2 separate regions of the Mus musculus genome follow, and region 2 is linked to region 1. A link is a loop called in an ENCODE intact Hi-C map of the cell type or tissue named here. Cell type or tissue: left cerebral cortex. All regions are shown on one strand. Each heading gives the region's core, and the rest is flanking DNA. Links, peaks and the distances in the headings are about the cores only. Region 1 overlaps Nav2 (neuron navigator 2). Region 2 overlaps Nav2 (neuron navigator 2).

Region 1 (15,240 bases), core at 3,383-11,382:
GGGTAAGGTGGCGCTGGGGCAGGGAAGATGGGATGGCGGCTGATCATCACTGAGTCCACGTCTGGCCGCTGTCTAGTGTTTGCAACAGTCTTACAAGGAAAATGTTCTTATAAGCTCCACATTTTACAGACAGAGAAGCAGAAGCACATGGGGTGAGAATGGTCCAGAGTAGGGATGGACCTTGAGGCAAGTGGACTTGAGTCACAGATGGGGTTGGAATGGTTAGAAGCAGGGCACTTGATGGGCCATGTGGGGCTGCAAGTGAGTGCTGTCCCTGGGGCCTCAATGAAGAGTTCTGGGAGAAAGGTGGGTGGGGACTGGACTTGGTAAGAAGAGACTGGAGGCACCTGAAGAGCTGTGATGACTCCAAATGAGTATGGTTGTGGCTCAGGCTCCTAGCTCAGTGATGGGAACAGCGACTATGTGGACCCAGCAAAGACGAGCCTCCACAGGTAAAGTAGGAGTGAGCTGTTTGAAAGGAAAAAGAGAGCAAACCAACTTCAGGCATGTCCCTCAGCACGACGGCGATCACTTGGTTCCAGTCTCCGGAGATGGCTGAAGTGTGGGGGACATAAAAAGGACCTTACCTACTGGTCCCTTTCATTAGGGTCTCCTGTCCCCAAACACTCCTATGCCCTGATCCCTTCTCTTATTTATGCTCAGCCAAATGTGCAGCTTCCTGGCATCTTTGCCAACCACAGATGAAGGTGCCCTTCCCTTGAGGGCTCACATGTTTGGCTAATGAAGGTACAGTGTGGGCAACCCGAAGGGCACGGGCAAGAGCGGGAGAGATTCACCCCCCCCCCCCCACTTACGCCAGTCATGTCTAGAATTCACTGTCCTGGCCAGATGTACCACAGAAGGCTATGTTGGGGGAGGGAGAGCAGCCCTCAGTCCTGGCACCCTGCCTCAGCAGTCTGTTGTTATTGAGCACAATTCTACGTCTTGCCAAGCCAGAGTTGGGTCCCGGCCTCAGAGTCACAGGAACCTCAGATAGTCCTTTATTTCCTGATCTGCAATCTTCTTACTTCTAAAGTGGGATAACAGCACCTTCCCTGTGATGTTTGGAGGAGGAAATTCGAGGTTTGAAGCATGCTGTACCTAGGACCTGGCACATAGTAGGTGCTCACTAAATGTACACCACAGTTGGTGTTTGGCTTCTCTGTGAGTTTGGGGCTACTCTGGGGCCTTCGAGCACAGCATGGCTGATTGCAGCCTGGCTCTGAGCTTTTCCTGGGCTCCTACTCAAAGTTCTTAGGGGAGACATGGGTGGCAGGAGGTGGGGTCAGGTGGGCTGTAGGAGCAGTTCTCTGGTTGTCATCTTCCAGTGTGCTTTGTAGAACTCCGTTCCCCAGACAACTGCATCAGGCAGTAAAGAGCTATGCCTACATTGTGCCAGGCTCTATAGCAGTGGTTCTCAACTTTCCTAATCCTGTGACTCTTTAACACAGCTTCTCCTGTTATGGTGACTGCCCCCCTCCCCCAAACCATGCAATTATTTTCATCGCTATTTCATAACTGTAATTTCACTACTGTTGTGAATTGTAATGTAAATATCTGATGTGTGGGATATCTGATATGTAACCCCACAAGGGGTCACGACCCATAGGTTGAGAACCACTGCTCTAGAGTAACCAATCTTGCAGTGATCTCACAAAAAGTGCCCACCCTTGACTTCATCTTAGGTGGGAAGAAGTGGAACTCGGTGAGACCGAGTCACTTCCTTAATGTGACATAGCTCGCTGGAGTCGAGACTTGAACTCCCAACCTCCAAGCCTTTCTGAAGAAAGGGGTTGACGCCACTCACCCTGCATTTAGGTAGCTTGCCTGCAGCTCAGGATCATTGTTGCTTCTCTGAGCACCAAAGACTAGAGCCATCTGTCAAGAGGTTTTTCTCAGGGAGCTGGTGCAATGGTTTCAGGGGAGAACATGAAGAAATAGCATCACTTTTTTTTTTCTGCCCTGTGGTAAAAATAACCTGCAGAGATAGAGGAACCAACGGTGGTTGGAGGCTGGCATTGGTGAGAGGAAGGAGACAGAATACCCACCTGGGTGCCACATGCTGCCATCTGCTCAACACAGAGCAGCCAGGGCCAGCCTGACCCCCAGCACCAGGGAGGCCACCAGCTCCCACCTTCTGACATAAGAGAGCCTCCTTATAAAGTTGAAGGTCCATGGAGGCACGGAGAGCAGAGGGTTCACAGAGAGCAGTGGCAGTCCCAAGCTGGTGTCCACACGTAGAATGCTACCCCGACTGGGCCCTCCTCCATACCCACCAGCTCTGGGCACGCACTGGGCACGTCTTCTCACCATGAAACAGTTTTAAAAATAAAAGCCACTTGCTGTAATCAGAGAAGCCGTGATCATGTTAATGCATGCAGCATCCTCCCGTGCTAGGCCTAAAATAGCTTCCTGCCAAGCAAAGCAAAGAGTTGTGATGTTTCTAGGCCGCCTCCTGTTAGGCTGTGGGACTCGGTCTGAGCACAGGCTATGGATAAGGGAACCTCTGTGGCAGCCCCTGGGCCTTGGCTCTGATCATGCCGAAGGCTGAGCCTTGAGTACACTCCTCACCTGCGTGTGCCACAGACTGCAACCTGTGATCTGGTGACCCCAGATCTGGAGAGTTGGCTCATCTCAGGGAGTATCATGCATCAATCCTGAGACTCCTGAGGTAGCGGCAACTGTACTGGGCATGTGCTAAGCAGAACCATTAACTGACTTAGAATTAAATCTCTATAAGCTTAGTACTGTCTTTGTGGGATGCCTGGTGTGGACTGACTTGATAATCTTGGAATAAGCGGATGGGGAAATGACAGCCAAGATTAGATCCACTTTATGACAGGAATAACTGAGACTTCCTGGGTGTGATGGACTTGAGCCCCCCGGAGCTAATTTGTACAAAGCTCGATTTCGGGCCAGGAGTCTACACTCACAGTCATTTTGTCAGCCTGCCTTTCCCAGCCATCTGGAGTCAAAACACAAGTAATTAGGAAACACTTGTGGGCCTTTAAAACCCATCCCAAGCCCCTAGGCAGGAGTGCTCAGGCTGTGCTGCACGAGGGCTGAGCTTGTCGAGTGTCTACCACCTCATAAAAGGCAGAGCGGATTCGGACTCTGGTCTAAACCCTAACATAGGCTATCACCATTCCACCTAGCTGTTCCATTACAGATGCTGACCACAGCTACCTCAGGTGTCATGGGAAACATATTTCATTTGTTAGACTCTTCTTTAGGGAAGAGAATCCCTACCCCAGGGTGGATAAGGCACCTGGTAAATGCTTTTGAGGGAGTCACTATCTATATAAAGATTCTTGCCAAACATCAGTATGCTTAGCCCATTTTGGTGGCCAAGCTCACCATCCTATGAAGAAGCTACAGAAGCAGGCAGGAAAGGCCACCCTCTTGGCCTTTTGGACCACTTGACCTTGGAGCCAGGGCAGTAGCACAGGGCATGTCCTGGAGCTTTTTGGAGCACTGGCTGATACCTAGAGTAAGTAGACATAGAGAAAGTGTCTGAAAGGGACAGATTCCGCGTCTCTGGGTCAGAGTTAAAAATACGGGGTGCATTCCAGATTCAGGGAAGGGAAAGAAAGCAAGCTTCAAGGAAGGTATGTGAAAATCTGGCTTTAAGGACCAAAGAGAACACGGAAGAAAGGGAGGATGAGGGAGGGAGCAAGAAGGAAGAGAGACAGAGAGGGGGAGACCAAGGCGAGGGAAGGATGGAGAGAGAGAGACATAGACAGAGACAGAGAGACAGGGAGGATGGGTATTAAATATTAAACACCTCTGGGTACTAGGTCCAGTGCTAGAGTACATTACACAGAAAGAAAAGGTCACATTGCTGTAGGTGCAGAGGTGAGTCCTGGGGCATCAATGAAGTCCCCCTGGCTCTTGTGTCTGGGGCAGTGAGTCGGACCAAGGACACATGAGTATTGAACTGAGGGAGACGTATATGTTCAAAAGCTGGCCCACATGGCCCCCTGACCACGCATAGGTCACTTATGTAGCACCCACCTCTCTCACATTTGTGGATCACGGGCTTTTTCTGAGCACGTTATCTTCATTGTATGGAGTCCAGGTAGAAAAGAGATTCTAGTGTCTTCCTGCCCACTGGCCTCTTTCAAACGTTAGTCTCGATGCTGCTTGTCTCCAGCCTGTACTTTACTATCAGGATATATTCATGACTTATTCAATGTGGTGAGAAAGTCAGGTGTTAGCCTCTTCCTGACAGAGAGGATGCTACCCAAGCTGTGAACCATAGTGGAGAGTGGTGAGAGCTAGTGATGGGAGTTACAGGCTCTGGAGTGAAAAAAAACGAGGTTTGAGAACCATCTTGTTCCTTAGAGGACCCTTGTGCGGTGAGTCATTTCCTTGTCTAAAAAATAACCCTATGACACTGTAGAGGGTTCAGTACAACCATGCATGGGAAGCTCTTAGTGAGAAGCCTGATTGGCATATCGATCAGCACTGTGAATGAGACCTATTATTAGCTAATTCTCATCCGATTTCTGAAGCCAAAACGGATCCAAAGTAGCTGATCAGAAGGGCGAAGATAAGTCGGCACTCTGACAGCTCAAGCCATGGCTGATGGTGGAGCCGGCAGCAATCTGACATTCAAGTAAGAGGTACCCACTGCGGGGCACTGCCCCAGCAACCAAAGAACAATTTGGATGATTATGTGAGCCATTGTGTTTGGTGTACTCATGGTTTTGAGTGGGTAGGAATGTCTAATATAGAAGGCTGATGAGATGGCTCAGTGGTTAAGAGCACCGACTGCTCTTCCGAAGGTCCTGAGTTCAAATCCCAGCAACCACGTGGTGGTTCACAACCATCTGTAATGAGATCTGATGCTTTCTTCTGGAGTGTCTGAAGACAGCTACAGTGTACTCACATATAGTAAAGATTTTTTTTTATTTAAGATTAAAAAATATTTATTTATTTGTTAATAAATAAATCTTTTTTTAAAAGGCTTAAATAAAAATTTGGGTGCTTTGAACACAAAACTCTGTGTATGAAAGCTTCTCTTTTGGAAGAGACCGCTTCCTGGGAGGAACCACTGCCACAGACTCTCAGAGATCAGTTCCTCCTGGGCCCCTCAGCTGCTCTGGGGAGATGCTCCGAGTCTCGGTCTCTCTCGGCTCTCTATGTGAAGTAGGTTTTCTGTTCACTGTGGCACTGCCTGGCCCAGGCAGAGGCCTCTGCATTCGTCTGAGGATCTACCCAGAGCGCATCAGCTTTGTCCCGGCTGGATTTTCAGGGTTTTTAGATGTGGATCTTAAATGTGGGCAACAGATGTGGGAGATGAAAGATAACTCCATCTGCTCTGCTTCCCGGGTAATATGGAGACCAGAAGCGGATGACAGCTTTTCCTAACTGGGAACTTGGGGGTAGGGGGGTGGGGAGCGCTTCGACAGTGGCAACCACAGCTAACATAGATTTCCCCAAATCTGGATCCTAATCCCAGACTCGGAGGGTGAAGTTGGCAGAGGGACAGGTTTGCTAGGGCAGCCTCAAGGGGACCTGTGAGGAGAGAGCTCGGCCCCTATACTGGAAGTCCCAGGGACACACCAGCCTGTGGCCACTCTCTGAAGAGCTTTTAACGGCAGCAGAGATGACAGGAAAATGCTTCTACCCCTCAGATGATTGGAATCTCTGCTAGGTTTACCCCAGTCTTGTTGGCTGTCCACTAGAGACCAGGGCCACCCCCAGGACCTTGCTAGCTTCGGTTCTGCCCCCTGGGGCCCCTCCTAGGATGTAGCTTTTGGGATAAGGGTGATGGCTAAGAGCCCTCTTCATTTATTTACACCCAAATGGTGAGAGAACATTGAAAAAAAAGAGTTAGGTGCTCAAGTTCACATAGCTAGGAAAGAACACTAAGGAGACTCACGCCTCCCACCACCACCACCATTGCTGCTTTGGAAGCCATGATGAGCCCCCTGCGCTGCTCAAATGCAGAAGGTGGGTCTTCCTCCATCAGTAACCTTGGCAACCTCCTTTCAGCCCCAGTTGCCTTATCTATACTATAGGATGTTGATAGCATATAACCTTATTGCAAGAATTGACATAGGATCTGGCTACTGCACAGTAAAGGGCCACTTTAGGGACAGAAGTCGTTTCACCATGGTTATTTCCCAGTTTTGGGACAACCAGGATGTGACTGAGGCTGTCCACAAGGACTTCTAGGAGCCCCACAGCCCTGTGTGACCTGGCAATCACATGATTGCCAGGCAATCTCATGGCTCCTGACTCTGCCTGGTGCATTCCAGGGATGCTACTAATACAGATGGCCCCCTCTTCCTTATCCTGGCCATCTTAGCCCTGCCCATCTCTAGGTAGCAGGAACAGATACTTTTGATACCGCTGTCCCAGACAGGAGAGCATTCTAGAAGCTAGCTGATCCTGCCTGAGCAATCCACACCTAGACTAGAAGCTGCAGTTTGGCTGGGCGGTGGTGGCAGAGGCAGGCGGATTTCTAAGTTTGAGGCCAGCCTGGTTTACAAAGTGAGTAACAGGACAGCCAGGGCTACACAGAGAAACCCTGTCTCGAAAAAAACCAAAAAAAAAAAAAGAAGAAGAAGAAGAAGAAGAAGAAGAAGAAGAAGAAGAAGAAGAAGAAGAAGAAGAAGAAGAAGAAGAAGAAGAAGAAGAAGAAGAAGAAGAAGAAGCAGCAGCAGCTGCAGTTTGAGTGGTACCTGGAGGGACTTCCTTGCACTCAGAAGACTGAGATGGGACAAGGGAAATGGAGGCTATCCTGGGCTACACAACAAGTTCCAGGACAGCCTGAGCTATAGTGAGGCCCCGTCTCTAAATAGAGAGAAGAGATGCAGCAGCAAGCAGCTCCAAAATGCAGAACCGGATAAGAAGGCAGACAGGCAGACAGGCTTGCCCTCCAGTTGCCTTGGCAGCTGTCCTAGAATGCTGTGGCTGCTATCGCCACCTGGTGGGCTCTTCCAGAAACACATGCACGGAGCCTTCTTTCATTAAAGCCAGTAAAGCTTGGATTTCGGAATGCTGGGAATTGAAAATCCAATTAGACTGTCTCATAGTTAAAGGGCAACACTGGGATCAGAGGGCTGAAGTTGTAGTCAGAGGTAGGGTGCTTGCTTAGTGTGTGTGGGGCCATCGGGTGCATCCTCAGTACCAAGTCCAGAGAATGAAGGGGTCAGGGGATGAGACCAAAGGGGAAAACAAGGTGCAGCAGGAAACATGCCTTGAGCAGAGTCACGTGACTTTTCTTCACCATCTCCGCCCAATTTTCAATATTAAATAAGTAACTGGGCCTCTGTATAAAGCCACTCTCCACGTGAGGCACCTGTGAAGGGCTTTGCAAGCTGCCAATGATAGCTCTGCTGTTGGGAGATGATGCCCGTCAGAGCTGCTGAAGTCAATGAGGTCAGTGCTTCCGGCAGTGAGAGTCAGGCTCTGTTCTGGAGGTCCCCACCACCCGAGCCCAGCAGGGAGGCTCGCACAGGAGTGGCAGTGGCTCCTCCCTCTGCTGCCCAGCATGCCTTTAGGAAAGCCAGGCACACGAGGCTTCACTCTGACTCTCTCCTCAGTCCCTCTAGCTTGCTCATTAAGGACCACCGCAGGTAGAGACTGTGCTGTGCCTGCATCCATCATTTCTAGGAATTGTGTCAGGATTTCTTTGAAGGACCAAATTCTGGGTCTGAACAAGAGGTGAGAATGCCCCCGCCGCCCCCCAACTCCTGCCCAGGAATGCCATGGTATTGGAAGCTAGACCTGCAGTGTTGGCCTTGCTGGTGGACAGAAGACCAGCATGTAGCAGTGGGCATATTTCCCAGTAGCTTCTTGCCATTCTCCTGCAGCAGCTGTTCAGACAGGTGCAGCCCCAGGAGCCTAGAGGGTCAGCCTGCCCCACCAGTCACAGCAGACTTCAGGCAAGCCAGGTCGCCTCATCCTCAGGGCCTGATGCTGAGCTTAGATCACAGGTACTGGGAATGTCTCCTGCCCAGCCACTGGCTGCAGGTGACATTGGTTTTCACTGTGTGTCTGCTGGACTGCACCCTGGAAGCCTGTCTGGAGGTATTCACAGAGATCAGCCCACTGCTTGTGAGGTTAGCCATGGAAGGGGAATTGGTAAATGGCATTACAGATGACATGAGTGAGTCATACAGAGGGTCAGACACTCAATGTGTGTGCATTGGGTTTTAATCCCAGACATCTGCTTCCAGGGCCTGCCTTTGTGCAGTCTTAATAGTGAAGGAGTTTCCAGGAAGAGACCTGAAAGGGGAAGACCTGGTGAAGGTGAATCCCAGGACTTCACTGAGTAGAGATGAGAAGCCCTCTCTTGGGATTGGCTGTTAGCTCCTCCCATCTTCCCGGACTAAATATAAATACTTGCAGCATATGTCTTTCTGACGCACTCACATTGGATCTGTTTGAACACAGTAAGTTAGAGCAGAAGGCCAAGGGAGGGAGAAAGCTCAGATCTTCTAATAAAGCCGCATCTCCCCGCCCCCATTCCCCTAGTGTCAGTGGTTTTAATTCAAAAGCTGACATTTTCAAGCAGTTTGTTTTATTTTTCACTCACTACGTAAATGTTGTTTGTACGTGAATGTGCTGAGTGCTTGTGTGCGCACCACGTGTGCGCAGGTGCCTGCTGAGGTCAGGAGAGGGTATCAGGTCCCCTAGAACTGGATTACGGGCAGTTATGAGCCGCCCCATCTCCGTGCTGGGTGGGAACCACACCCAGGTCCTCTGTAAGAGAGCAAGGCTCTTAACCACAGAACCATCTCTGCAGCCCTCAGATAATTTACTTTAAGAGTTACAGCACAGGTATAAAATGAACAGAACCATTCATTTTGCCTCTTCCCACTGTCTCAGCTAGTGCCTCTCCCAACAGGCAGTTTATTAACAGAAAGGAATACAACACCCGCATCTCAACTCCCCGTGGCTAGAATGGAGGGACTCCCATTCCACCTGTGAGGTGACTAGGACCCCCTCCCCTTAGCCCTGCATCTCCTCTCTCTCTCTCTCTCTCTCTCCCCGTGTGTGTGTGTGTGTGTGTGTGTGTGTGTGTGTGTGTGTGTGTGTCCTGCTCATCCTGCCCAGTGAGTAACATCTTAGAAGGCAATGTGCTCGAGGCGCCACCATCTGACAGTGCACAGTTACCATCACACTTGGGTGACATATGGAAGCCAGCGGGAGGCATGGCTACAGCACCTAACCTAAGCAACTGGCTTCGGTTTGTGTGTCTGTGTGTGTCTAAACTACAGTCAAATTGATTACCACACTATGCTTGGAACCTTACTTTGATGGAGGTAGAGCGTAATTAGAAATTCAGAATTCCGTAGCTGGGCGTTAATTACTTCTTCATTGAATTTGTATGTACGGAGTGAGTTCACTGACATTAACCTCTCCAGTTCTGTAAGGTCATGGAAGGAGGTGTGTCTAGCTGGGTTTCTTTCATGTTTATGTGTTCTCTGAGTTCTGCAGTCTGGTCCTTCTAACTCTGCTGCTTCCTTTGTGGGAATCTGGCTCTTTTTCTACCTTGTGTTGCCTGTTCCCTGTGTTCAGCAATGCCCACTTTTGACGACGCTTCCAAAGCTATGTTCTGGTTCATGGAAACCATAGGGTTAAGATCCTTAGAGCTAAGCTTTCCTGTTGTCCTTTCCATTTTGTGTGCATTTGTGTGCTTCAGTAAGGCAGGGAAAGTGTGCAGGCATGTGCCAGTGCATACAGTGGAGGCCGGAGCTTGGTGTTGGATGTCTTCCTCTAATACGGCTGCTTTGTTCTTTGATACAAGGCCTCTCTCGCTGTACTTGGTGTTCAGCATCCTCTTGTGGCCACCTCCTTAACGCTGGGATCCCAGATGCAGAAGCTGGGGATCCAAACTCAACTCCTCATGCTCACAGCAAGGTCTTTGTGGGCTGTGTCATCTCCCAACCCTGTCCCTTATTTCTTTTAAAAACAAATATGATGAGTGTGCTCGCCTGTGTTTTATTGAATGCTTAATACATCCCCTGTGCCTTTTCATCTCTTGTTATTTTACCTCCCAGTAGTCATTTGGGGGATGAGGCATAATTACAACCAGCTGATAGATGAGAAGCAGGAGGCTCAGTGAGGCTGAGTCAGTTGGGTGAGGTCGCACAGAGCACAGAACCCAAAGTGACACCCTCTAGGACAAGTGATGGCCCTCACAGAGGAGAGTCAGAAAGAGCTGACTGAAGCCTTGTCCCCAGACTGTAAGAGAGGAAGGACTGGGAATATCAACTGAGCCTGGCTGGCCACTTAGTAGCTAATGTCCCAGCAGCCCTTGTGGAAGCCAGTGGGCAGAGGCAGGTGCAGGGGTGGGTGGGTGGGCAGGGACACATGTGGGCAGAGGCAGGTGGGTGGAGTCAGGTGGGCAGATGCAGGTGGGGTTTGCCCTTGTCTTCGCCTCATCTGTTCTTCCCTGGGTATTTCTAGGCAGTGGCATAATTATTTGTTTGTTAAACTATAAATTTGGCAGCGTTGGGCTAGTTTGCTCATTTACTGCTACCTGAAGCAGTTAATTTTCTTCCAGGAAAGGCCCAGCGCTATTCCTTATCCTGTTCCTGGCCCCACTTGGAACGGAAACCTCCCAGCCAGGTGGAGCCCTGCTAAGGCCCAGACGACTTGTCTGAGGTGTCAGGGACTGTGCGCACTGCTCCCTGGTGGCTCAAGGGGTGGCAGGGAGGTGGTGTGCAGCCCAGAAACCTGAGCATGAGAGCATTGAGTCAGCGCTTGCAGGCCGCGCTATCTTGGGACCACCTCTGCCATGTTCAGTGGGAAGGTTGTGATGGGGCAGCAGCTCTGTTATGCAGGTAGAACTGACCCGCAGAACAGCAAAGATCAGGATGGCATTCCCTTCCGAGAAAATTGCCCCAAGTCCCTTTGTTCCCCCAGCTTTTTATACAGACCTTGTGGATGTTCTCAGGCCCTGGGGTCTTCATGTCCAGGAGATGGAGGGGTGCACCAATTTATCTGTACTTCAGAGGGAAATGATCTGTAGCACCTACACACATACACACACACTACACACATACACACATATACATACACATACAAACCACACACACACACACACACACACACCACACACATACATACACATACAAACCACACATACACACCACACACACTGCACACATGCACACCACACATACACATACATACCACACACATACACACCACACACATACCACACACATATACTGCATACACACACATACACACCACACACACACCACATGCATACACTGCATACACACACATACACACCACACCCACACACCACACACATATACACACCACACACACACATATACACACCACACACATATACATACCACACACACATACATACACACATACACACCACACGCATACACACCACACACATACACACGCATATACCACATACATACCACATACATATACTGCACACACACACATATACACACATACATACCACACACATACATACACACACACACACGAATACACACCACACACACACATGCACACACACACACACCATACACACTACTGCCTCCAGTTCTTGAAATCCAAAAAGGGAAAAGAAATAGATTGGGACACTAGGATTGTCACAGATTGGGCTGGGGCTGAGTCCTCCCTCTGTAATGTCTACTCTGTAACCTTTCTGGTGTCTTTATCTGTGGATCTAATGATAGGTATTGTGACTTCTTCAGGGAAAGGTAGAGCCATAATATTCTCTACTTCCGTCGTGTCTGCATGAGACCACGCTGAGTATAGTGGCACAGTAGTGTAGTAGGGTGCATACCTGGGTATTTGCACAGATACAATGTTTACTCTATGGCTTGTGGGAAGCTCCCTGTGTGCTGGAGTATTCAAACTCATGAAGAAGCGAAGCACTACTTTTTGTCCTTTTCCACCGGAAGTGTCTCAGGACTCAGCGCACCATGAAGGAGTTGTAGACTGTGGGAGAGAGCAAGAATGATTTACAGACCATGCTGCGGAAGCACAAGGTGGGAGTGACCTTGATCAAGGACATGTGTGGGTAGAGATGGCTAGCACCTGGACCCATCCACACGTCTGTGACTGATGGTCTGGTGCAGACCTGAAGTGTCTCAGTGAGTGAGCACCCTTCCCTTCCTGACCAGGCAGAAGGCTTCCAGCACTTTCCACCCACAGATTATTTAAGCAGGGCTGTGAGATGCTCTTGAATTTCTAACAGGCTCCTTTTTTTAGAAGCGGCATCACACTGTACATTTGGCAGGATGGATTCATTTCTCAGTTTGTTTTTGAACATGCTCAGAGGCTATTGACGATATTCTTCTATATGCAGAGTTAACACAGCCTTGACAAGCCTTGACTTCCCAGGCCAGAAACGTCCCAGTACCAGGCAATAGAACTGGGAAGGCCAAGGTATGAGAAACAGGTGGGGGCATCCCATTGTGCTCCATCCTTGCCGCTTTGAAGTCGCTGGATAAGCTGACTGCCGTGACCTGGTTCCCAGTTTGAATCAAATGCTAGGATTTTACACTGGGCTTGAACTTGATTCTTTCCACCATAGGCTGCATGATCAGGAGTTTGGAGGCAGGCAGTAACTAAGCCCACCCGTCAGCACTGAGCTCGGGGTGGAATGCAATCAGCTCACTTACTTCCCTTCTCCCTGCACAGCAAGGTGTAAGAATTAAGCTCCTTATGAGGGCAATGTCTGACTTGAAAATGTTGGAGCAAAGATTCCCACAGCGGGAAATCCTTTGGGCTGAGTTACATGTGCCTGTTTGGAACTTAGCAGATCTGTGAGCTCTCAGTAAAAAAAAAAAAAAAAAAAAAAAGCTATTCCCTGGAAAGGAACACTGAGTTCCAAGCCTTGAAGGCTGCTAGGAGTAATTTCTAGGATCATGCAGACTCCATATTTGTTCCCCAAGAGAAGACCTCGAGGCCAATGCAAAGCCCATTTGGTCTTCCAGCCCCATTTGTCATTTGTGAGCTGGCCTCCTTCTGTCTGGGACTTGAGGGAGCTGAGTCACAGGCGTGGCTCCCTCTGAAGGCCTCATGATCCCAAGGCCAGCTAATCCTTTGGTCTTGACTCTGAAAAATGAAAATCTCCCATGATTCAAAGGGAGTGTGATGAAGTGGGAAGCATAGAGATTTCAGCTTTGTGAATTCACACTTCAGTCCCATTGAGTGGAGCCTGACTTGATTTCTCTTTTGTCCCTTTCTTAGTTGAATGAGGATTATCCTGGACCTAGAGAATCTGTTTTAAAACTTACTTTAGTTTGAGGTGGGGGTGGGGTATAACCTTTCATTATTCGGAACCATTCGTCTCATGGTAGGCTTAGGCAGCCCTCCTCTGGCTATCCCTCTGGTTTTTTTTAACCTTCAAAACAAAGCAAAACAAAACAACTCTCAGGAGTTCCTGGCTCCCCTCAACCAAAATAAATAAATGTATGTGTGTATGTGTTTGCATGCACACATGCGTGCAGGTACCCGCAGAGTTAAGAGGGTGCTAGGTTAGCTGGAGCTATGTAGGTGGTTGTGAGCTACTTGGCTGGCATGGGTGCTGGGAACTGAACTCTGGTCCACTGTAAGAGCAGCGAGCACTCTTAAGGGCTGAGCCATCTCTGCAGCTGCCTTGTTCCCCTCTTGGTCCTTTTCACCTTCCTGCCCCTCTCCTTGCTTATGGAATGTCTGTCTCGTCCAAGGTTTTATTGCTATCTCCTTTCTGGATTCTGTTCTCTGTGTGTGTGCAAGGTTTGGCAGGGTAGCCTTCCTGAACTGTTTATTAGAGGCATTCATTCTCTGAGAAACTCAATCCCAGGCCTTCTCCAAGGACAAATCCTCCTCCTGTCACCCCTGCCTACACCTGTGTCCTCGCAGGCTTCCACGCTAGCCAGGACAATTGCTGTCCCATGCTCTGACACACTGACCACCTGTCAGTTTAACTTTAAATACAGGTGATCTCTAGGCCACTCCACCCACTCGCACACTGCCTTGGCCTCCCCCAGCCACTCTTGCTGCTGCTTCCAGAACATTTCCACACAGCAGGAAGTTTCCGAAGGTCCCATCAAGAAGGGTCTATCTACCCTTTGCCTCAAAGAAAGGTGCTGTCTGAGGCCCAGAGGAGGAAAGCAACTTGCTTGAAATCACACAGGGAGGTAGAGATGAGTCAGGGCGAGCTCCTAACCTCCTCCCAGATCCTTTGCTTTCTCTTACAGGAGAATGATTCTCATGCAAGAACCATCCAGGTACACCTGATGCCCTCTCAGGGGAGATCTGTAGCTTTCATTTCAAAGCACTAACCATACACTACGCACCATGCAAAGTGCTTGTATGGATAGCTCATCTGAGCCTCACCAGGTACCCCGTGAGATGATTCAACCCATAGATGGAAGAAACTGGGGTGACAGTGTGCTGGCTAGTTCCAGCTCCTAAGAACCCACTGTGGGCATGTGTCCCCAACTCCATGTCCCGTGATGTTAAGTTGCTTGCTGAAATCAAGTCCAGTGCTAGGATTTTATTTCTACCTTGGAAACTGGCAGATGCCACCATACAGGGCTTTTCTCTATCCCTCTCCTACAGAAGGGACCAGTTTGCATGTCCCTGGGCTTTTGTGCAAGCTAGCTGACTCACTATCAGGGACTCAAAAAGAAGTCTGGTTTCAAAGAATAAGTTCTTAACCCACTGGACCGTGCTGGTCAACAGGCCAAGGTTTCAGGGGCTGGCTCCGTCTTGGGCTGGGGGTGGTGACCGACTGGTACACGGAGCCAGGCAGGATGCAAGGGATCATGCCTGATATGAAAGAGGAGTGATGTCCCTCCCAGTCTCCATATCTTGCCTCCCTGCAGTTCACCTAGGTAGTTTTATGTCATGTGCTCCTTTCAGTTTCTTAAGCACATTCCTAACTCAAGGCCAGTGCGGCTTCCAGTGGCTTAAGTGCCTCCCACACGCAGAGCAGAACTTGGCTCTTACTGCCTGGTGCCTTTGTTCTTCCTTGGTCAGTCCATCCAAATTAGTACCTGGTAGTCAGTCTCTGTTCATCTCCTTTAGTTTACTGGCATAACCTTATCCTTGCCTGGCTTTGTAACATGTGTATATTTGCCCTTTGCCCTTTTTCTATCGTGGAATAAAGCCATATAGGGTCTGGACCTGTGTGCAGCATCCAGGAGAGGCAGGAATCAAACAGGGACAGGGAGGCAGGCTGCTCCCCTGCACCTTCTTCAGTCCTGACTTAGGCTCAGGCTGCTGCCTCAGACATTCACCTGGGAG
Region 2 (15,240 bases), core at 2,878-10,877, 150 kb after region 1:
TGCTAAAGTGGCTGGTTCAGACTGGATGTTTACACTATATTGATTTCACCTTGTCATGAGAAACCTGTTCATAGGAAGAGGTGAGTTTCCAGGTAGTTATATAGCTATCTTACAGTGAATGCATTTGCTCCCTGCTTCATCCTGGCCCTAATCCGCATCTCCTCTCTGTGTGCTGTGCTTTGGCTATGGTCATGGTCGCTCAATTACTAACTGGGGGGAGGGGTGGGATGCGGGCGTGGGGTTGGTAGGTTTCCTTGTGAGCTGAGATCCGAAATGTGAATCCATTACAGAAGGCTGTCATGTCCTGTCTTTGTTTTTGGATTCTCCTGCATACCTTGCCTCAGTTTCTCCGGGAGATTGGGGAGTGGGGTGGGGTGGGGGGAGACAACAGTCACTAGTCTTCGGGCATCCTGTCCTGAACCCTCAGACGTATGCTTGGGGTATGGGCAACCCTAGTTACATTGTAACATCTTATTTAATCCTACAGCCTCCATGAGGTAACCAGGTAGGTCATGTTAATAGCTCCATTTTACAGATATGGAAACTATCCACAAGTGGGATCATTTGCTCACAGTCTGCACAGAAGATGGGAAAGAGCCTGGGAAAGAAGATGGGTTGCCCCAGAACCCTTAGGCCTTGCCTCTGTTTCTTTCTTTTACATTCTGATGTTGTGCAGTTGTTGTCAAACCTGCTGCCTCAGCCTAGTCCCTCACACTGCCCCTACGGCACCCGAGGGAAGCTGTGCTGGGTGATCTTACCATGATGACGGATGCTACGTTTACTTTCCAAGGAACTGTTTCCCGAAGGTGAGGGAAAACCGGCCCTTCATTTCACCCATGTACCGTCCAGTGTGACGAGCTGCCAGCTGCCCCCTTTGCTAGGCTCTAGTAACCTTTTATAATTAGTTTCTTTTTCTGAAAACCTTGTCCGGGTCAAGACCCAGTCTGGAGCAACCTGCCTGGGGTGGGAGAAACTGCACGCCCCTGTGCTTCAGTGCACAGCATGCACACATTACCTGTAAGAGACTGCCTTCCCTGATGAAGAGGAAGCTGCAGCAGGAGTGCATCCCTTGTTCCAGCAGGCTGATTCCACTGACCTAAACATCATGTGAACGTATGTACACGGCAAAGGAAAGAGGCAGCCTAGAGGAACCCTTGTCTGTTCCCAGGAAACCCAATGCTTTGTCCCAAAAGAGAAGACAGGAGCTGTCTGAGACGCTGTCTGATTGGAAGCACATGCCTGCCCTTCACTGGCACAGATGCTGTATGGAGGCAGGGGATGAGAAGAGCTGAAGACAAGGGTGCAGCTATCCCAGCCTAAGCCTGTGCCAGGAACAGAGTTTTCAGCTTCACCATCAGCCAAGGTCTGGCTTCCTTTAGAGTCATCCAGTCCCTTATCAGGAGTACATTTTGAGTGCATCTTGTCTCTGCTGAGGTCAACAAAGGGATGGACTCGTACTCCTGGGCTCCTCTCTTCCCAGATCTTACCCATGAGCATTGCCCTGATAAGGACTGAGGCTGATTAAGTAAGTACCTTTAAGCGCAGTAGTAAACTCTGCTTGGCAGAGGAGACACCCGCCCCCTCCCCCAACCTCTGGCTGAGTAGGCCACCTGCCCCCAGAACTCTAGAACATGAGTCTCTTGTGGAAGTGTAAATGCTGACTGGATTCCTGCCAGGACCAAGTACCTTAATGGGCACCAGAGATGTTCAGCAGAATCAGCCTCACCGTTGAGTGTGGCCCTCATGCATTCACACAGTCTACCATGTTGTTTCTCCCTGGCATCTCTGGTAGAGTCACAGGCATATACCATGTTCTGCCCACAGGAGGCAGTAAAGCATGGTGACACGATGGTATGGCTGCCACTTAGCATTGCCTGGGTAAATGATATTATCCTTGGGAGCCTCTGTGTGTGTGTGTGTCTACCTTGCTTCACGCACGGTGTCCTGAAGATTTTGTGAAAGGCTTTTCCTCCAGTTCTAGGACATCACTGGTGCACAGTAAATTGCAGCCATACGTGGGTGATGTTGGTTTCCTGGTTGTGAGCTAGGTCAGGTATGGCAGCCAGGCTGAATGGGTCCCTGGATGGCTGTCTTGGCCATCTTGGAGAACGGAATCAAATTAGTGGGATAATCGGGCCTCTGCCTGGCTGCTGAAAAGCAGATGCCGTGGAAATGAGAGATTTAGCATTTAATCATCTTGTCTGGCAAGAAAGCATCTCCAATCCTGGGCTTCCCCACCCCCAGCATGTGCACACAAGCTGCCATGCTTCCTGGGAGGGGCCACCCTTACACACACACACACACACACACACACACACACACACACACACACCCACTACCAGCTTTTGAAGTGGTTTGGGAGAGAGGAACGGCACTCTTACCATCAGCACGTACAGCGTGTGGAGCGGAGGCACAGGGGCTTGGTTGTAGGTTCCATGCCAGGAATGAGTTCAGTCGCTGCATGGTGTTCCACACACTCTGAAGAATTTGACCATGGCTCTCAAAGAAGCAAGACTTGTCTCCCACCTTTCCACAGCACTTCCCTTAAATTTAATGTTTTAAAAGTATGTTTGGTAGCATCCACCTGTGCCTTCTGTCAGTATGAAGCTGGACATGGAGTGAGCATGAGAAGTTCTCCTTTGCAGAGCCGCTGGGACCGCTTGGTACTGTGAATGGCGCAGGGCCCCGATCTGCCCGCCTGCCTCCCGCTGACTTGCTTCAGTGAGGCCGTGTGGTGGGCAGCATCTGCCACGCCACCTGCAGCTGTTCCTATGGGTCAGACCGGGCTCTTCAACAAGGCAGGACTCTGATGTGACTGACAGCACATGGCTTCCAGGCTGGGGTTGATCCAAGTTCCCATGATACACAAGGACGTCGATAGTAATGAACTACAGAATGTTTAGCCAAAGGCTGCAAGCCTCTGTGTGAGGCCCTGGGTCTGTGTCACTGGTAAAGAAGACATACCCTTATTTTTAGCTCCAGCTCTGCCATCGGCCTCCTTAATTAATGCTTCAGTCCTGAGGGATAGGACAGAGTCCAGGCTTTCTAGTCTGATCACAAGGTCTTCCCTCCTCTGGTCCTGTTCACTTCCCCTGGCTGGGTCAGTCCACCCTGTCCTTCAAGAACCATCACACTCCAACTATTTCCTCTGTCCTCTTTTAGTGTGCTTTGTTTTGACATAGAGTCTTGCTTTATAGCACAGGGTAGCCTTGAGTCAAGGCAGCCTACCTGTCTCAGCCTCATTAGTGCACGGTTGTAGGCGTGAGCCATCATGGCTAGCTATACTTTGGTGGTAGTCTACATTGCAGGCAAGGTGAATACATTCTACCAATGAGCGAGATCCTATAACCTCTTTTTAGATCTCACTGAGTTTTGTTGGCTGGCCCTGAACATACTCGGTAGGCCAAAAAGGCCTTGAACTCTTCCTGTGTCCGCCTCCTGAGTATCTAGAATTACAGGCATGAGCCGCCATGCCTGGCTTCACCTCTACTCTCTGCAAGCTCTCACCATGTGTTGTGGGCTATGCCTTCTGAGCTTCCATTCACAGTCCTCGTCCACACACCAAGTCTGGGTCTTGCTCTTGGGTCTCTCTGCTCCCTCTCTGACCTTAAAACCCATCATTCCCTTTCCGTGAGTTGCCTCTTTGCATCTACACACATGTCACCTAGATGCCAGCTGGAGCCAGCTGGAGACTCTGGATCCAGGGAGGACTGTATCTACTAGTGCTGCCTCCTGCAGCCAATACAGAGCCCTCCCTTGGTCACACAGCTGCCTTGCTTAAGACACTTGACTTTGAAATCCGGCACTTAAAATTTCATACTAAAATTTATTCTGAAGTAATTCAGTTGCAGATCGACACACTCTCCCAGTGATGCCTTGGTTTCCCCATGACTGAGTTCTTCTTTCTTACCTAACATACGTTTCTTCATGGTCTTTGTATACGACATAGTGTTTTACTTAGTGTTTCTACTGTTGTGGATCAAACACGGTGACCAAAAGCAAGCTGGCCAGGGAAAGGTTTGTTTGGCTTATACTTCCACATCGTTGAAGGAAGTCAGGACAGGGACCTGGAGGCAGGAGCTGATGCAAAGACAATAGAGGGGTGCTGCTTACTGGCTCGTTGTTCATCCTGGCTTGCTCAGCCTGCTTTCTTATAGAACCCAGGACCACATCCCACAATGGTCTGGACGCCCCACCCCCACCCCCAGTCATTAATTAAGAAGATGCCCTACAGACCTGCTTGCATCCCAATCTTACAGAGTGATTTTGTCAGTTGAGGTTCCCATCTCTCAAATGACTCGCACCTGCCTCAAGCTGACATACATCTTGCCTGTAGAGGTGACTTTTGCTAAAGTTGTCAGATGGATAAACTTCAGAGAAATCATTTCAAGCATCAGAGAAGCACTGAACCATGGTTACCACGAGGAGGGATCCAGGAGTGTTCTTTTTTTTTTTTCCCCTTTTTTTTTATTACGTATTTTCTTCAATTACATTTCCAATGCTATCCCAAAAGTTCCCCCCCCCCACTCCCCTACCCACCCATTCCCATTTTTTGGCCCTGGCATTCCCCTGTACTGGAGCATATAACGTTTGCCTGACCAATGGGCCTCTCTTTCCAGTGATGGCCGACTAGGCCATCTTTTGATACATATGCAGCTAGAGTCAAGAGCTCTGGGGTACTGGTTAGTTCATAACGTTGTTCCTCCGATAGGGTTGCAGATCTCTTTAGCCAGGAGTGTTCTTAATCTCAAATGAGGCTCCCGAGAGCAAGTTTTCCATCACAGAAAAAAAAAATGGTTTCTCTTCTGGAATGTTCTTTAACAAGAAAAAGAGCCCTATCTTGACTCTTTCAAAACGTTGATCTGGTACTGACTTTGTGCTCCTTCCTTCTCAGTGTGTAAGTCTGTCTACTTCCTTTATCTCCGTACCCCAGTGTGTTCCCTTTATGATGCTATCTAGTTCTTTACAAATCTGGGCCAAGCAGGAAGGGTGAGAGGGGAATTCCGCGGCAGCAGGTAATTACTACAGACCAGGTATCAAGTCCCATGTTGAATGTACAGCCATCCACTGGGTAGCTGCTCTTCCAGATCTTTAGATGAAGAATATAAATGTCAGATGTGAGGCTGCCTTGGAGTCCTGTGGGTGGGAAAGCCTGCATCCTGTCCATTACACCACACTGCCCCCAGAAGACCAAGCCCATCCTGTGCTTAGATGGCTTGCCTCTGTCCTGTTCTAAAGATCTCCCGTGGTCCAGCCTTGAGTGGGCACAGTGGAGCCTCTCTAGCAACTCTGAAAAGATTTTGTCCACCTTGCTGCTTTGTGCCCCCCGTGCTCTTTACAACCTCCAGTTGAAGCCTGCATCATGGAATACCTCTGCTGTGACATTATCTTGGAACAAGTCCATAATCCTACTCCGGCCAATCCTGTATGTAGGGATAAAGACTTCTGCAGACGACGGCTGCTTAAATCAGTCTGACCCAACAGCCACTGTGTGTACCTGTTCTACCAAAGGATGTGAAGCCATGTCATCTAACATGGAAGATCTGCGGGACACCGCATCAGAAGTAGATCCAAGTGACACTAAGGTCCCATCCCTGGATCTCGTTGACCAGCTGTGCTGATACATGCAGCCCCTACCCCAGATGCTGGAACTGCTGGGGATTTGTACCGGTTCTATCTTTGTGGGAGTGAATTTCTCCAAAGCAGAGGTTGCAAATTCACAGAGGGCAGATGCTCCTAGCACAGCAGGAAGCAATGCCTTCAAGATTCACTGTGGCTGGCAAGGGGAGCGGCAACCTCCTCCCCACCTCTCCCAGCTCCTAGTCGGGACCCAGCCAGCTTTTTAACTAGATCGCTTTTACAGTCCTTTCACACCAGCTCATGTTCTCTGTGTGCTCCGCAAGCATCTTTCTTGCTGAGCCAACAAGAAAAAGTTTAAAGCGCTTGCTGCTTGCATCTAAAATGCTTCCAGACTCAGGGCTGCTTTGGTGCTCGCCGAATCGCACGGAAAGAGAAGGCTAAAAGCTTTATGAGTTGAGAACTCAGGCTTATCGTTGGGTCTAATGCTGGTCAGCCGAGACTCCAGTTGCTTTTAAACACGGCTCGGTGGGTTTTAACTGAAGGATACTACTAAATATGTCATCATGTATTCATCCTTCAACTTTAATTATTGGAAACAGCCTGCTTAGTTGGTTCCTGGATCAAAATTCTGATTTGAGGAGCCTTCCCCCTTACCTCTCCAGGGACGACTCCTTGACATCTGTAGACACACTACAAAGAAATCTGGCAGCTTTACTCCCAGAACCACCCAAAACGAGGTTTTGTTTAAAGGGAAAATGTGTATTTGTCTTTGGACTAACTGAAGCCTGCTGTTTTTACAGATAGAATTATGACTTTACATGTTGACTGTAGAGACAGGCTGAGCCTCGGCCTCAAAGGGATGCCACAGAGACAGGTTGTCAGGTGTTGAAGGGAAGTGTAAAGCCAGACGAGCACTGTCAGCCAGGCCTCAGGTTTGCACCACAGATGTGTTTGGTTTGAGCCGTTACAGTTTAGTTTCTTACCATTATAAACCCAATCCTGGTCTTAATGCCTCCATCCCTGGGTTATGGCAAACACTATTTCCAGCACAGTGCACATGGGAAAAATAACTCAGGGTTAAGTTATTATGCTCCATGCTGGACAGAGCCAGGGATGTTGTATTCTGCTCATATTGAGAAGTAAGAACACCTGTCTCAGAGGATAAAGAAGATGGGTCTTAGATTTCTCATCAGCAAATTCCTTCAAATTCCCTCCTTACTCAAAGGAGTCATGTTCTCAGCTTGCCACTGGGCTTTCCTGAGGTCATTGGGAGCCTTAAGTGTTCACTGTATTGCACCAAATCCTTTGACTAGCCTTCTCCACAGACATGGTGTCTGAGTTTGTTTGGTTTCTTGTTGTTGATGTTGATGTTGCTGCTGCTGATGTTGTTGTTGTTGTTGTTGATGATCTCCTGCATGGTCACATGGGGCACTGCTATACTCCTAAGACTGACTGCATTACTCTCTTGTCTCTTGCATTTCAGACTCCCAGGTCCTACCGCAAGGGTGGCCGCTGCAGGCAGCGAGGCCAAAACTCGCGGAGGGTCAGCTGCTGCCAACAACCGTCGGAGCCAGAGCTTTAACAACTACGACAAGTCCAAACCTGTCACCTCTCCACCCCCACCCGCACCACCAAGTAACCATGAGAAAGGTGAGTCATTTTCTCTGGAGTCTTCCTGTCAGTTTGTCTCTTAGCAGACCTGTCTGGTTCCTTTGGGTGAGTTGGGGTGGGGTCAAGATCCAGCTTGCAAACAGGATGAAGAACTGTGGTTCAAACATACACATGCTTAGCAGGAAGGTTGTCGTCAATGACATTAGCACAGTGGGGAAAGCGTTGCTACATCCACAGCCAGCCAGCCAGCCAGAATAAGTTATTTGTTTGGCCGTGGCCCATAAAACACTTGGCTACAGATTAGAAATAAGATGCCATTTGAAATCTGAGAATAAATTTTCATGGATGCTATGCAGTAGAAGCGCATGTTTCTTGGGGCGTGCTTTGGGAGTCATCAGAGATGATGTGAAGGGGCGCTGGTAATGTGGACGTTCTCGCCTTTGAGTCAGCTACAGTGAAGCACTTGACTCACATCTAAGAAGCAGACAGCCTTGTTCCTAGGGTTGTGGTGATATAATGATATCTGACCGTCTGTGCCTCTGAGCGATTAGGGTGGAGAAAAAGTAAGGTAAGCGGCTTGTGGAAGACCTCCACAGAAGGTAATAAGATCAGACTTTGCTTGGACAGGCCTCTGGGACATTTGAGAAACCCTTCCTGCCCTCCCGCCAAGTAGAAATGGTAGAAACCAAAGCCAGGTCTCTCAGAAGTTTTTTCTGTGGCAGTGTGCAAGTGTCCTGGAGCTTACTGTGGATCATATCACACGCCATCCCTTTGAGCCACAGCATGCTATCCCCCAATCCCTGCAGTGGCTTAGGAACCTGGGCAGCCCTCATGTTGTGAATGAACTCGGTCCCATCCTATCTACTCCCCAAACCAGAAACACTTGGGACACAGAGGCTGAGTCCCTTGAGTGTTTAGTAATGGTTACATTTTTTCCCCCTTCAGAGTAGGGGAGAGATCTTTATTTTTATGAGGTTGACAGATTTCTCAACCAAGGTACCAGGAACTTGAAACCAGTACTAAAGTCTAATCCAGAGTATGTGGATCAGCCACATCTATGTGATCCTGCCCCTTGGTGTCTTTCACTCAAACATCAAGAGCTTTTGTTTAACGTGTGTAGCCTTTTCATCTATTAGTTTCACTTCTCGGGTGCTGGAGATCAAACCCAGAGCCTCAACGTACTAGACAAACATGTCACTGAGTCGTACCCCACACCTCTTCTTTACTTCCCCATGCCTAAGTGGCTTTCTTTATTACAATTGTGTTTGGAGGAGTTGGAGAGACAGATGTGGTTTCTGCAGAGGACTCAAGTTCCAATCCCCAGCACCCATGCTAGGCAGCACACAATCACCTGTAACTCCACGGCTTCTGATTCCCTCTTCTGGCCTCAGGACGCTTGTGCTCAGACGTACATACCCACATACAGAAATTCACATAAATAAAACAATTAAATAATATATTTTTAAAAACCATAAATGTATGCTTGGAATATAAAAGTCACATCTGTTTGCAAAATAGTACAAGAGCACATATTTTTTTAAAGTTCTTTTATATTTCTTAACAAGCACTAGTATAATCCAAACTGTGCACACCCTTCCAGAACTTTCCGCAGTACAGCCATATAAATACAACACACTTGCATATAGAAATGTTTGGGGTTTTACTTCAAATGAAAAAGCTATTTTCTTCTTAGTTTTGCTCATGTTACAACCTCATTTATTCCCCCTTTAAAAGGGTGAAACTGACATGTACCTAAAATAAAATAATATAATATAAAATAAAGGCTTGATACTTGCTACAGTCACAGAGGCAGGGAAGGGTGAAGGTTGAAATGAGACAAATTGTTTTAAGATGCTGAACTTAAAATAAATCTGGCCTACTTTATTGACATTACAGTGACTATCAATGGCCTGGTATAGTAAGAACTCCTTTGGGTTTGAGACTAAAACCGGCGGCCTCACTTTATCCTCTACGCGTGAGATCACTGAAGAACTGTAACTTACGCGACATGCTCAGCTGTCCTTGCGACTGGGCCTTGTTCACGTGAGACCTGTTCTCCTTCCTGGTGGGCCTCCTCCTCTGGGCTTTGTCAGCTGTGTCATCTCTTTGCTCTGTTCTTCTGGTCGGGAGATGGGGTTTGACGACTAGCATTCCGTCATGTCCGTGTTATACTGGGTCCATTGATTGAGAGTGTCTGTAAGCGTGTCACTTCGTGGTTGGTGACAGTCAGAGTCAGTGATTAGAAGACAGGACTGTAAGATAATCACCTGCGTTGGGCTGTACACCAGGATTCTGACATGACGTTATGAGTCTAGTAGATGGAAGGAACCTGGCACTCTAAGTCCTGTAGAGGAGAATATTGTGGTACCTCTCTTTCTTTCATTTGCTCCTGTAGAGACTGGGATGGGACTAGCATCAGGCTGGTTGTGGGAACTAAGGGGCTAAGATGCTGCTTTGCAGAGGCACATGGAGTGTAGTTCCACATGTGTGCCATAGCAGAGGTGCTTGAGTCCTGAGCACAAAGGAGTAAGAACCCATTCAGCTTTGGGGAGGAGTCCGAAGCTATTCCAACTGCTTTCCCTTAATACTAGGACGGTAGCCCAGGAAGGAGTGTGTTGCTCTAAAAAAAAAACTTCTAGTGTTGATCTGGGTGTCAATCTAAGAACAGATCTGCTGGGTTCACTTTTGCAGGCTCTGTAGTGGATCTGCCCAAGGTTGCCATAGTGATGGTTAAGCCTTGTTGGTCATTCTGGAACTGTGACCCTGGACAGAGAGAGCAGAGGATGACTGTCATTTCTGGGAAGCAGCTGCAAAAATATCGTGATCTCTGGGCTGCAATCCATTATGGTTGTGGGGTGGGGTCGGGCTGGACCAGGGGCCACTGTAGCATCTCAACTATGCTCCAGAAGGTTGTCTAGAGACAGAGCTCTGTGTGCAGATGGACCAGGCTAATCTATCAGGCTGGGTTAAACTACCACACTCAAAGTCCTCACAAGGCCCTGGAAGAGGAAAAGACCTGGCCAGCTACAAAGCCAAACTCATCCCCGGGGCTGGACTACGAATGTCTGTGGAAGACTCTGGCCTCCAGTTAAAGACAAGGCAAATACTCGGAAGAGAGATGACTACACTTGAATTCTAGCCTTGACACTTTCCAGAAGTGTGACTCTGGTTACGTGCTGCCTATAGGTAACACCTTCCGGACTTTACATGAATCCACATTCACATGTGTACATACCAACACAGAAGCCCATATACACATAGTTAAAATAATAAACTAAACTAAAAAAAAAGAGATGGGCTTCATTGTAAGGTAGGGCTCTGTGTGTGTGTGTGTGTTGTGTGTATGTGTGTGTGTATGGATCAGTGCAAATTCTTTTTTTAAAAAGCTTTATTTTTATGTTGTGTGTATGGTTATTCAGCCTGCACGTGTTCCTGTATATCACATTTGTGCAGTACCTAAGGAAGCCAGGAAAGGGAATTAGATCACCTAGGACTGGAATTAAAGGTGGTTGTGAGCTACCTTGTGGATACTGGGAATAGAGCCTGGGTTTTCTAGAAGAGCAGTCAGTGCTCTTACCTGCTAAGCTACCTCTCCAGCCCCAATGTACTAGCATCCAGCTACCCCACTGTTTTTTCCTGTACTGTGTCTACCTCTTTCTGGTCCCTTCTTCCGAGTTACCTATCATACTATCTCCCATTACCCTCTCTTCCCTTTCTTCCCCTCCATAGTCTCCTTTCTACTTTTCTGTCTCTCTCACACACACATACACCTAGATTACTGTGAAAGAGAGCTTGTTTCTCAAGGTCTGATGATGGACTATCAGTCGGTCAGCTTTCAAGGTGGCTATGCAAATATAGACCCTGGACTTCATACACTTTGCCCTTTCGATTCTGGCTTCTGAGTTTATATTTGAGATTCCTATAATCCTCAAGCTGTAAAGGTGGAAAACCCTTACTCTTCTTAGCCTTGTGTTCTTAGATGCACGTCACGAGAAACACCATTTTCTAATTGCCCTGTAACTCTCAGCGAGAATTTGATGACTTACTGTTACAGGGGTGACTATAGGTAGTGAGACCCATCCCCCCCCCTGTTCCATACCCCCCAAGTCAAGCCCAGCATGCAGCAGGAGCTCAAAAATGGGGAGCCATGAAAATTTTATATCCATTTTATCACAGCTATATTTAAATTTATTCTCAGAGCCAGCACTTGATAACTGGGTTCACTGACAGCCAGGGACTTCAAAGCCAACTTTGGTTTTGTGTTTTTTTACCTTGCCAGTCTTCAAGTCATTGTTGTATTTTATTTTAAAATGTTCTCATTCTTTCTTGTGCCAGCTGAGCTCATAGAAAACAAGGAGCTGGGGTTTGACCCCTTACTTGGGCTGCAGGTACGCAAGGTGGTGTCTATGGTAGCAGAAGGCCAGGAGTGCTTTGAGGGTTTCAGCTTTCCCTAGTCAGTTCTTTGTGCTCGTGGCTCTTAAAGAGTTTGGAGTCTCTTTCTGCCCAGGAGAGCAGACACCAGGGAGAACTATGAAAGCCTCACACTCCAGCTTTTGTCCTTAACACTAGGATTAAACAAAAGCCAACCATCAAGGGGAACAAAATTATGTCTGGTGTGTTTTCTCTGGCTGTCTTTGGGGGCCATTTTCTTATCTGCTGCAGAATTCGGGAAAGCCCTGGGGAGAGGGGGCAGGAAAGCCCTTGGGTGTGTGTAAGGCTATGAATGGTGGCGCTTGGGCTCACCCTTTCTCATGGAAACAAGACGGTTGTGTGGCCAGGTTTGCCTTTTCTGCAATATGGACGTGCTACCAAATCAGCACACCAGCTTACGGTTTCGCTGAACGCTGTCCTTGCTTTGGGGAGCAGGAAGAATGAGAAGGAGGAAAGGAAACTGAGTCGGATGAGAAGACAAAATGCGAATTTGGTTTAGTCTGTGTTGGGGTGTGAGATGAGTGCCTGTTGTGCGTGTGATCTGCAGGTCATCAGTCCAGTGCTTCTCCTGCCCCTGTTTGTCAGGCAGAGAGCATCCCATGTACATGAGTTCTATTTCATTTTAAGCTTCATTAGCAGGGGAATACACTTAGGCATCTGGGTGCTCTCTTAGTCAGGGTTACCGCAGTTTGATCTGCAAGGCTAGGTTCATTCCATTTTAATATTCTTTAAAAACATTTTTTTCCTCCTAACTTGTGTATTTGACAGTATTCATCTACATTTAAAGATAAATTTATTTTGGAGTAAATGAAATGAACTCCTCTGTGGACATGGAAGGCCTGTCTTCACGTTGCAAGAGGGGAGAGGGGCAACTGAGCTGTGAACCTCTAGTCCAGCCACAGCTGGTACTTGGTGATGGGCATCTCATGAAGGCACTTGAGCCCTTCTCTGCAGAAGACAGACTCTCTAGGGCTGAAACCAACCTATCAGATAAGATGTTCTTTAGAACACCAGCCTGGTGTGGGAGGGATACAGCCTCTAGATGCAGTACGTGAAGGGTCGCAGCAAGAATATCCGTTTTAAGGTATTGGCGAAGGTAGCCTCAATTGTTGGTAAGCCTGTCTGTGACTGTTGTGCCTGTGTGAGTGGCCATGCTGAAGGATGTTGTGCACCGGGATCCCGAGGAGCTCCTGCTGGGTTTCAGCAGTGCCTATGCCTGTTTCTGTAGCTTAGAGGCTCTTTGAGCTTTGCGGATGATAACGCAGGCTCAAGCATCAGCGTCCGTAGCCTGCCTAATTCTTTGTAAGGTGATGCAGGTCCCTCTGTGTCCTGAGCCTGTTGCCTTGACTGTGATGGGAGAATCATAGTATTTTCCAGAAATGACAACTGGGTTGCAAGGCCCTCAGCCTATAGAGACTCAGCTTGGGAAAAGCGAGGCTTTGAGAGAGAGAGAAGAAAGAAAACAAAACAAAACAAAATTCACACAACCATCTTGCTTCAGTAGCCCACGACAGTGAGCCTCTGCTGCCCTCTGCTGTCTAAGTCTTGTGCTACATCTCATCTCTGTCTAGCATTCTTTTTTCTTAATTTAACTTTAAAAAAAATTTTTTTTTTGTCTTATAAATATGGGTATTTTTGCCTATGTGTATATCTGTGTGCAGATTGCGTCCCTCGATGCTGGCACAGGCCAGAACAGGGTATCAGAGCCCTTGGAACTAAATTACAGATGGTTGTGAAATGCCTTGTGGTGCTGAGAATCAAAACTGGGTCCTCTGGAAGAGCATTCAATGCTCTTAACCATTGAACTAAGGTACCCTGTTAGAAGTGTAAAGATGCTTCGATTGTCTAGATGTTCCCGTCCAGGCATAGGTTCCCTGCTTTCTTTCCTCCACTTGGGAGGGTGACTGTAGACCCAAGAACGGCTAAGTATGTTCAGTAAGGTCCTGGTGGCCTGGAGGAAAAATTCTGTCTGTAGTAACAAGGAACTGACTGAGGGCCTGAGCTAAGCCCCTCCTCCTCTCAGCTGTCACTCACCCCCCTCCCCCAGGTGAGTAGCTAGGTGAGCTGCTGAACTAAGCCCCTCCTCCTCTTAGCTGTCACTCACTCCCCCTGAGGTGGGCATTGAGCCGTGGGATTCAAGGAGAAGGATGAATCCTAAGGAAAGAGATCTTTGCTAGCAGGAGTGGATTTTTTACTAACTGGAAAGGTTTGCTAGATTTTATTTGTTTTTCGCGGGTGACTAATTTCAAATGAGACAAAGCAGTATGGTTAACAGCCCCACTCTTGATCATACACCCTTCATGTTCCGGGACATGTCTAAGGTCATTTGTGCAAAGTCTCTTCTGTATTAAGCATCAGAATAGTCACTGATAGTCTAGAGTGTAGAGAGAGGTGCCAGGCCTTGCCCTAGTGGGACTTACAGTCTGGTGAGAGAGACAAGTAAAAAATCAACCAATAGAGTCGGTACTTACTCCTCTGCAGAAACTTAGATGCCACACATAGATGTATGCTTCTGGGCTGGGGGGCCTCAAAGGTGAGACCCACAAAATTTGCAGGGTCTCCTTTATTGTGTTTACCCATTTGCTCACACAATAGTTGGGATGTTTTAGAACATGGGCATTGAAAAGAACAAACACACACACACACAAGTTAATAAAACAGAGAAACAACTCTTGGATCCCCATTAAAAAATAAATATAAAGGGCTTTTGTTTCTGTTTTCTCCCAGCTGGATGGATAAATCTTTTGGGAGGGGAGGTCTCTGGCCCCCAGAGGTGTTCAGGCAGTCAGATCAGCCCTGTTCTGGCTGCCACATGTTAGGTTTCAGCAGACAGCCTTGGTGATGTTTGTAAACCTCTGAACTGATTTTCTCAGATAAAGGAGGGAGACTGTGATTTATGCAGGTTCTGGAAGTGCTTCTGTGATTTGGATAAAGTTACTGGTAAACCCCATAATATGTGACCTTTCCTTAAGCCCCACCTCCTGTAAAGGCATCCATCCATCCATCCATCCATCCATCCATCCATCCCAAATGTACTCTATCCTCAGCGGCGTTACTTACACTCTAGAACTCGGTTCTGTTTCAAGGAAGGAAGGACAGTTGGGAGGGAAGAAAAGCGTGCAAAGGTACCCTCGGTGACATTTGCATTGACTCTCCCCACTCCCCCTCCCCGTGTACTTGGGATGATGTCTCTCACAAGTTCAGCTAAGTTGTGAACTGGTTAAGTCTTGCTCTGCAGTCCTCCTTATGGCCGCAGAGTACTCAAAGGCCTGTTTCGCATGCTTCCTGTAGGGGGCACCACTCATCAAGCAAAACCCAGCCTGCTGTGAGAGCAAGTCATTTTAGGCCTTATATCGAAGAAACCTGTCTCTGCTTTGAAGGTTTCTAGCCCTGGTGATGACCTTATTCTGTCTGTCAATCATGTGTTAGGCATGCTGGGCTCAGACACAGGCTTTCTTATGGGCCAGGATGGCTTTGTATTGTGTTAAGTCCATCTGCTCCACAATCAAACCAAGGGCATATGGGCAGCAGGGGTGGGAGTGGCTTGTCCACACTAAACATGTATCCTAGGACGGGAATTCTCACCCATGTTATCCCATTGATCCCGTAGTCAAATCC

What was found. Hi-C counts contacts between places; a loop is a spot of excess contacts. Peaks named below come from ENCODE experiments on the same cell type or tissue, not always from the same donor. Only the 100,000 strongest peaks of a DNase experiment are listed, where the experiment ranks them.
Region 2: a loop joins it to region 1, with 2.6 times the contacts of the local background. A loop is called at or near these places in 11 of 42 quality-filtered maps.

The regions. Positions count from the first base shown.
Region 1 is chr7:49,265,748-49,280,987 of GRCm38, forward strand. All of the region lies in intron 1 of Nav2 (neuron navigator 2), which reads left to right. Among named protein-coding and RNA genes, the nearest start is that of Nav2, 27 kb to the left of the region's middle. In left cerebral cortex, for the core only: CTCF peaks have their summits at 6,943 (motif pointing left) and 9,807 (motif pointing left); DNase peaks (open chromatin) are centred at 5,307, 6,916, 8,325, 9,123 and 1 more place; H3K27ac peaks cover 5,555 bases.
Region 2 is chr7:49,413,111-49,428,350 of GRCm38, forward strand. Nav2 (neuron navigator 2) reads left to right here. Exons shown (of 39, transcript NM_175272.3): 6 at 7,064-7,230. Among named protein-coding and RNA genes, the nearest start is that of Gm51447, 18 kb to the right of the region's middle. In left cerebral cortex, for the core only: no CTCF peak of the experiment used is centred there; DNase peaks (open chromatin) are centred at 5,867 and 7,474; H3K27ac peaks cover 425 bases.